2 separate regions of the Homo sapiens genome follow, and region 1 is linked to region 2. A link is an interaction called in ENCODE POLR2A ChIA-PET data of the cell type or tissue named here. Cell type or tissue: Caco-2. All regions are shown on one strand. Region 1 overlaps OPTN (optineurin). Region 2 overlaps CAMK1D (calcium/calmodulin dependent protein kinase ID).

Region 1 (4,000 bases), 480 kb before region 2:
AAATGCCTTTCACGTGGGCCCCTATGGCTATCAACCTTCACGGCTTCATTAACTTCCGAAAGCTGAAGACTCTCTGCAGACTCGAAGGCACCTCTCTCAATTACCAGACAACACTGAACAAGACAACAGTGAACCTTTTCCTTTCAAACTACTTTATTCAAACCAGTAATGGGATAGAACCCAAATCTTTCAATTCTCCCTCAAGTTTCTAAGTCATATCCTCAAATGATCTCATTATAAAGTGGACAACATTCCTTTTCCTACAGTAGGCTTGTTCATTGAAGGACCGAGGAGAAGAAATCAGTCAAGAAGAGACATAGGAAATCGTTTTGTAGAATACTGATAGAAATACATCTTGCAGCTGGGCGCAGTGGCTCATATCTGTAATCCCAGCACTCTGGGAGGCCGAGGTGGGAGGATCACGAGGTCAAGAGATCAAGACCATCCTGGCCAACATGGTGAAACCCTGTCTGTATTAAAAATACAAAAATTAGCCAGGCGTGGTGACGGGCACCTGTAATCCCAGCTACTTGGGAGGCTGAGGCAGGAGAACTGCTTGAACCTGGGAGGCGGAGGTTGCAGTGAGCTGAGATCGTGCCACTGCACTCCAGCCTGGCGACAGAGTGAGACTCCATCTCCAACAACAACAACAAAAAAGAAATACATCTCGCTACAATTGACACAGAGCAGGACAAGGACATATAAAAGGAATAGATAGATAATATTCAATATCAACATGATTTCTATATTTCTAAAGCAAATAACCCATCACAAGATTTGAATTCAGTGGCTGGACTACTCTCGTGTGTGTGGGTGTGGTAGTGGCCGTGGAATCTTAGGACTCACAGTCTCCGGGCCTTTCTCTTCATCATTCTCTTTCTCTGTGCTCCCCTCTGTCTGGGTTTCAATCTCAGAACGATTACTTGTTTTCTTTTCAAAATCTGAAACTCTGGAAAATCACAGAAGATAGAAAAGTTACTTTCTCTTTGGCTTTAAGAGAAATAGCAATTATTACAGAAGTACTAAAAAGAACATTGTTTACAATTGGGATAAAGGATCAGGGGTTTTCAAAATCTCTACACATTCACTATATTAGCATTAGTTTTATTTTTCATCCTAAAATTGGCTAGAATTGATTCACAGACAAATACACACAGAGGTAAAAGGCAAGTGAAACTCATCTTGAACACCATTTGTTTCCATGCAACTGTCCTATGCAGCAATGTTTTTGAAATTGTTTGTGTTTACACATGTGGATGCATGTGTGTTCCATGAACATGGTATCTCATTCATAAGAATTCATTAGAGAAGGAAAGACTTTTCCTTTTAGGACACAGCTAAGTTTAAAAGTCACCGAATAAACGACAACAAAAAAAGTAACACCATTCTTAACACCAAATCATAACCACAGGAAAGCCGTCCCAATCCAAATGAAACAAGAGACTGTGGTTAAAGATAATGGGTTGAACAGATGCATGCAATTTTTTTCCCAGCCCAAACTCTACTAAAAGGACCTTCAAAAAGCCATGTGCCTACAGGAACAAAGAAAAAGGGAGAGGAAATAATAGTAGGAAAATTTGGCAGTACAGGTCTGAGTGGGGCCTTACCAGCCCAAGAAGGCCGACCTTTGAGCCAACAGTAGGGACAGCCAAGAAGCAACCAGATTCACACTGTGGGAACTCCAGGACACTCAAGCATGAGTGACACCAGGAACCTCTGAAGTGATGACAAAGGTGGGGCCTTAGCTTTCCCCCTAAGATTAGGAACAAGACAAGGATGCCTGCTCTCTCCATTTCTATGTAACACTTTTTTTTTTTTTTTTTTTTTTTTTTTACAGGATAATCAGGCAAGAAAAAGAAATAAAAGGCATTCAGACTGGAAAAGAAGCAGCAAGACTATCTCTGCGATGACACAATCCTGGAGATAGCAATTCTCCCCAAATCATTTGGGGATACAATGCAATCCCTAGTAAGATCCCAGCTGGCTTTTTTCACAAATTAACAAGCTGATCCTAAAATTCTTACGCAACAGCAAAGAACCCAGAAGAGCCAACAGTCTTTAAAAAGAAGAACAAAGTTGGAAGGCACTATCTCTCGAGTGCAATTTCAAGTCTCTCCACCTTCTGATTCCCTTCCCTTAGCCACAGCAGGAGCTGGCTCACAGTTAACTCCTTCCTCATATGGTTAGGCTTTGTTGTCCCCACCCAGATCTCATCTTGAATTGTAATCCCCATAATCCCCATGTGTCAAGGGAGAGACCAGGTGGAGGTAATTGAATCACGGGGGCAGTTTCCTCCATGCTGTTCTCGTGATAGTGAGTGAGTTCTCATGAGATCTGATGGTTTTCTAAGTGTGTGGTAGTGCCTCCTGCGTTCCTTCTCCTTTCTGCCACCTTGTGAAGAAGGTGCCTTGCTTCCCCTTCGCTTTCCGCCAGGATTTGTTAGGTTTCCCAAGGCCTCCCTAGCCATGCTGAACTGTGAGTCAGTTAAACCTCTTTCTTTTATAAATTACCCAGTCTCAGGCGGTTCTTCATATAAGTATGAAAACGGGCTAATACACTTCCTGATTTCAAAACTTACTACAAAGCTATAGTACTCAAGACATTGTGGTACTGGCGTAAGGACAAACATAGATCAATGAAACAGAACTGAGAGTCTAATGAAGTTGAACTCCTATATCACAACATACACAGAAACAAACTCAAAATGGACCACAGGCTTAAATGTCAGAGATGAAACTACAAAATTCTTTTTTTTTTTTTTTTGAGACAGAGTCTCACTCTGTCACCCAGGCTGGAGTGCGGTGGCCAACTGTAATTTTGGCCACCGCGCCAGGCCAAAACTACAAAATTCTTAGGAGAAAAACATAGGAGTAAATCTTTGTGACCTTGGGTTAGGCAACGGTTTCTCAGATGGGACATCAAAAGCACAGGTGACAAAAGAAAAAGGAGATAAACTGTATTACATCAAAATAAAAACAAATGTGCTGCAAATGATACCATCAAGGGAAAAGACGATCCACAGAATGGGAGAAAATAGTTGCAGATCAGCCGGGCGCGGTGGCTCACGCCTGTAATCCCAGCGCTTTGGGAGGCTGAGGCGGGCAGATCACGAGGTCAGGAGATCGAGACCATCCTGGCTAACATGGTGAAACCCCGTCTCTACTAAAAATACAAAAAAAAAAAATTAGCCGGGCGTGGTGGCGGGCGCCTGTAGTCCCGGCTACTCGGGAGACTGAGGCAGGAGAATGGCGTGAACCCGGGAGGCGGAGCTTGCAGTGAGCCGAGATTGCGCCACTGCACTCCAGCCTGGGTGACAGAACGAGACTCCGTCTCAAAAAAAAAAAAAAAAAAAGAAAGAAAATAGTTGCAGATCATATATTTAATAAGGGTCTTGTATCCAGAATGTAAAATGAACTCTTATAATTCAACATAAAAAGACAAATAACCCAATTTTTAAAAATGGGCAAAGGCTCTGAATAGACTTTTCTCCAAATCAAACAAACGGTCAACATGAAAAGATGCTCAACATCGCTGTCACTAGGGAAATACAAATCAGAACTATGAGATACCAATTCACATCCACTAGGATGGCTGAAGTCAAAGTGAAAACAGTAAGAAACAAGTGTTGGTATGGACGTGGAGAAAGTGGAATGCTCATGCACTGCTGGTGGGAATGCAAAATGGCGCAGCTGCTTTGGAAAATGATTTGCTGGTTCCTTAGAATATGAAATAGCGATACCGTATGACCCAGCAATTCCACCCATAACGATATACCCCAGAGAATTAAAAACACATATCCCAGTAAAAACTTGTACACACTGTTCATAGCAGCATTATTCCTAATAGGTAAAAAGTGGCAACAACTCTAATGTTTATCAACTGATGAATGAATAAACAAAATGTTGTATATATAGACAATGGAAGGTTATTCAGCAAGGAAAAGGAAGTACTGATACATGCTACGTTGTAGATGAACCTCAAAAACATTATGCTACGTGAA
Region 2 (4,000 bases):
CATACACACAGTACTTAATGTGTTGAAAGCACCGTGCTAGCTTATCAAGGGCCTACCTGTGACGAAGATATTACAATTCCTATTCTTGCAGTGAGACGACCTAGGCACAGACATGGTTCATTAACTTGCTGAATACCACAGAGCCAGGATTTTGAGATTCTAAACTCCTTCTCCTTCTCCCCACTCCTTCTGACAGAACCTGCAACTTGGGCAAAGCTCTGCTGAACCAGAAGGGGTGGGGGCAAGCTGCCAGCAAACAAAATCAGAAATTTGGAGAAACAGACTCCCAAGCTGGAGTCTCTCAAGCAAAGCAAATGAAGAGTTTTCTAAGAGGAGAAATTGCTGGGGCTAGGAGCGCTGATTCTTCGAGAGGAAGGAGCTATTCTGCAGAATAAAAATAAGGACATCTGTCAGTTTCTGTCTTCCAAAAGGGGAGCTTCGTAGAACATGACATTACAAGTTTTTTCCTTCTCATTAAAGTCACAGAATGTGAGATGCTGGTGCTATCAGAAATCAGCAATTGTGCGAGCAGAGCTACAAGAGTTTCCATGTAGAATTCCAGGCGCATAGAAGCTTCCCCTTGAACTCCAGAGACACAAAAAGAATTCCCAAACAAACAAACAAAAAATATATATATATATCCACTTAGTCATTTGATTGTTAAATAACAATCTGTTTCCAGAAGCATTATCATGAGAAGCATCTAAGGGCTTACATTATCAAGCAATTAAAGCAACAGTATGCAAATCAATATCACTAAACAAATAAAAGACACCGAAAAACAAAATGTTAATTATAAAGTAGATAAACATTAGGCTCTCCTTGAAAACAAGGTTACACGTGATTGTGTGCTAGAGAAAATGCAGACGAAAATGCTCCTGAGGCTTCCTTGGGTTTGGGGGGAAAAATTAAATTTAAAAAAAAAATTTAAGCAAGGATGAGCTTAAAGCCCTTTCTGGTTCTGATTAGGTTTGTTTGTTTGCTTGTTTTGAGACAGAGTCTTGCTCTGTCGCCCAAGCTGGAGTGCGATGGCGTGATCTTGGCTCCCTGCAACCTCCGCCTCGCGGGTTCAAGTGATTCTCCTGCCTCAGCCTCCCGAGTAGCTGGGATTACAGGCGCCCACCACCATGCCCGGCTAAGTTTTATATTTTTAGTAGACACAGGGTTTCACCATGTTGATCAGGCTGGTCTTGAACGCCTGACCTCGGTGATCCACCCGCTTTGGCCTCCCAAAGAGCTGGGATTACAGGCGTGAGCCACTGCACCCGGCCTGATTAGGTCTTTTTAAAAGCTTCTCTATATTGCTAAAGCAGGAAAATAGAAAGGGGACTTTCTCTTTCTGAGGCGGGAGGTCCTGTACATCACTGCCCACTGAATGAATTCACATACACATTCAAATGGATACTGATCACTTTCCACGGCCCAGGAATGAGCTATGTATTGAAGCCAAAGCAGGAACCAGAGGAATGAGGTTCCCGCCCTCACGAAGACGACATTCCAAGAGGAGAAAGGAAGACAGCAAGCCAGGCAGAGCCACCGCTGACTGTGACAAGGATGCGGAGAGAAGTGGGGGGATGAGAGGGACACCAACGGGGACTACGGAGGTGAACGCCTTTCCACCCTCCCAGAGGAAGATGGGGAACCTCACCCCCTCGCTCACTCCCACTGTTCTTCCACATTTATAGATTTGGTGATACAAAATGAGGGGCAGACAGGTGGGGCTGCACAGCCTACGTGGGATGCAATCGGCCAGCCCTGCAGCAGACACGATTGCACTCTGGGGCTATGGCTATGACTAAAACCCTCAGGATGTCTAAGGAGACTCCAGCCAGCAGGCTACTCTGAGGCGGCATCCAACTGAGGGTGCAGTGCTGCAGGAGCTCACAAAGGGGGAGGCTGGCCAGGGTCGGGGGCCAAGGGAAGGCTTCCGGATGGAGAGGAAGAACAAGCAGGATTTATCCAAGGAAAGAGAGTGAGGGGTGACGGGAACGGAGTTCTCCATGCAGAGGGAAAAGCCTCTGTAAAAGGCCCGAGGTGGTAGAGAGCTTAGTGCAATGGGAACAGCAGGTGGTTTAGTGAGGTATGATTATAAAAGGATGGGGAGAGGAGGCGGAGGCTGGGTAGATGTGGAGGGATACAGTAAAGAACAGCTAGCGTGAATAGCAAGCAGGCTTAGAGTATGGACTTTATCCAGACCACGCCCAGCTGCTAAAGAGACCTGGGAGGGCCAGGCAGTGGAAGCTGTGGTTCTGCACACGAGGCAAACAGAAACATCTGCTAGAAGCCTGGCCCCTCCCACCCCCTAGCCCTTTTCATTGTACTTCCAGTCAAAGAGTGAGTTGTTACTGGGGTGGAGAGAGGGCTTCTAGCAAACCCAGAAGATGGCCTCCCCTTCTCTGAGGCCCCTCCTAATACAAGGATATCGGAATCCCCCCGTCCTCCACCATTCAGCTGCCTGTGGTCACTAGAGGCACAGGTCAGGGTGGGGATAGGATGAGGCTACCGGGCCGGGCTGTGGATAGGATGAGGCTACAAGGCTGGACATCGGTGGCCTGCCTCTGCTTGCTGAGATGAGAAGCCAGCTTGTGCCTCTGCAGCGCTTTCTTTCTCATTTGCATGCCAAACTAGAGAAAGAACACGTCTCCTTCCCTTCTCCACCATATGGTTGGTGTTCCCATCTGAGTGAGCCGCCTCAATATAGCACCACAGCCTCACAAAGGCTAAAGGAGTCACGGATGCTCTCCTGCCAATTCCTCACCATGTTCTTCAACAGACTGTATCTTCTAAGAATAAAAGAGATTACTAATATTTGCACAATTGTATGCTTACTTCCCACCCCCGCCCTCCCAAAATCAGGACATCTTTACATTAGCAAATCCAGTAGCACTACCACCAGGAATTCTGCCTGGGACCTTGGGAAATATTTGGCATTTCTGCAACCTGCCTCTATACACCCTGCTGGCCACAGATGAGATAAAGAAGTGAATGGATGTCATACGTCCATGCGTTTGCATTAAAGAAAGACGCAGAGGCTGTCTTCAACAGGCAGGAAGGTAATCGCAACACTGAAGGGACCTACTTCCTTCTGTGAGAGTTGAGAACAAACGCATGACTTTCGAGAGAGGGAGAATGTTCTAGAAGTATCTACAGTAGTCGTATTTTAGAAATATAGGTTTCCAAATTATCTTCAGAAATAAAGTATGGACGTGGCGCAGTGGCTCACACCTGTAATCCCGGCACTTTGGGAGGCTGAGGCGGGTGGATCACATGAGGCAAGGAGTTCAAGATCAGCCTGGCCAACATGGTGAAACCCCGTCTCTACTAAAAATACAACAATTAGCCGGGCATGGTGGTGCACATCTATAATCCCAACTACTTGGGAGGCTGTGGCAGGAGAATGGCTTGAGCCCGGGAGGTGGAGGTTGCAGTGAGCTGAGATGAAGGCACTGTACTCCAGCCTGGATGAGAGAGAGAGACTGTATCAAAAAAATAAAAATAAAAAGTATGGTCTTAATTCTGAGTTGCTTTTACAGATGCCTGTTCTTTTGGTGCTCGGTGGCTCCTCAGATTTCCTGAGCAAGAACACTGAAGTACACAGGAAGCATGTCCAATATTCAGAGAAAATGTGAACAGTATTCTGTTCTGTGCTGAAAACAGTTACTGACAGAAGGCAAGATGCCAGAATCAAAACTTCTAACTGAAAATCACTGTGGAACAACAGAAAAAGCCTCAGCTTTGGAGGAAGCTGGGTCCAAATGCCCATTCCGACATCTGCTGGCTGTATAACTTCAAACAAGTTATTCAACCCCTCTCAGTCTGTTTCCTCATTGGCGAAAACTGCATATAAGGCCAGGCACAGTGGCTCAGGCCTACAATCCCAGCACTTTGGGAGGCTGAGGTGGGAGAAACGCTTGATCCCAGGAGTTTGAGGCCAGCCTGGGCAACAGAGTGAGACTGCGTCACTACAAAAAATACAAAAAATAGCCTGGTGTGGTGGCAC

The links. ChIA-PET counts read pairs that join two places held together with the same protein. Peaks named below come from ENCODE experiments on the same cell type or tissue, not always from the same donor. Only the 100,000 strongest peaks of a DNase experiment are listed, where the experiment ranks them.
Region 1: POLR2A ChIA-PET joins it to region 2 with 5 read pairs; 2 of 35 experiments call an interaction of 5 or more read pairs at or near these places.

What each region holds. Positions count from the first base shown.
Region 1 is chr10:13,119,334-13,123,333 of GRCh38, reverse strand. OPTN (optineurin) reads right to left here. Exons shown (of 15, transcript NM_001008212.2): 8 at 847-949. Among named protein-coding and RNA genes, the nearest start is that of OPTN, 21 kb to the right of the region's middle. In Caco-2, no CTCF peak of the experiment used is centred here; no DNase peak of the experiment used is centred here.
Region 2 is chr10:12,636,475-12,640,474 of GRCh38, reverse strand. All of the region lies in intron 2 of CAMK1D (calcium/calmodulin dependent protein kinase ID), which reads right to left. Among named protein-coding and RNA genes, the nearest start is that of MIR4481, 15 kb to the left of the region's middle. RefSeq lists an enhancer at 1,245-1,745. In Caco-2, no CTCF peak of the experiment used is centred here; a DNase peak (open chromatin) is centred at 2,224.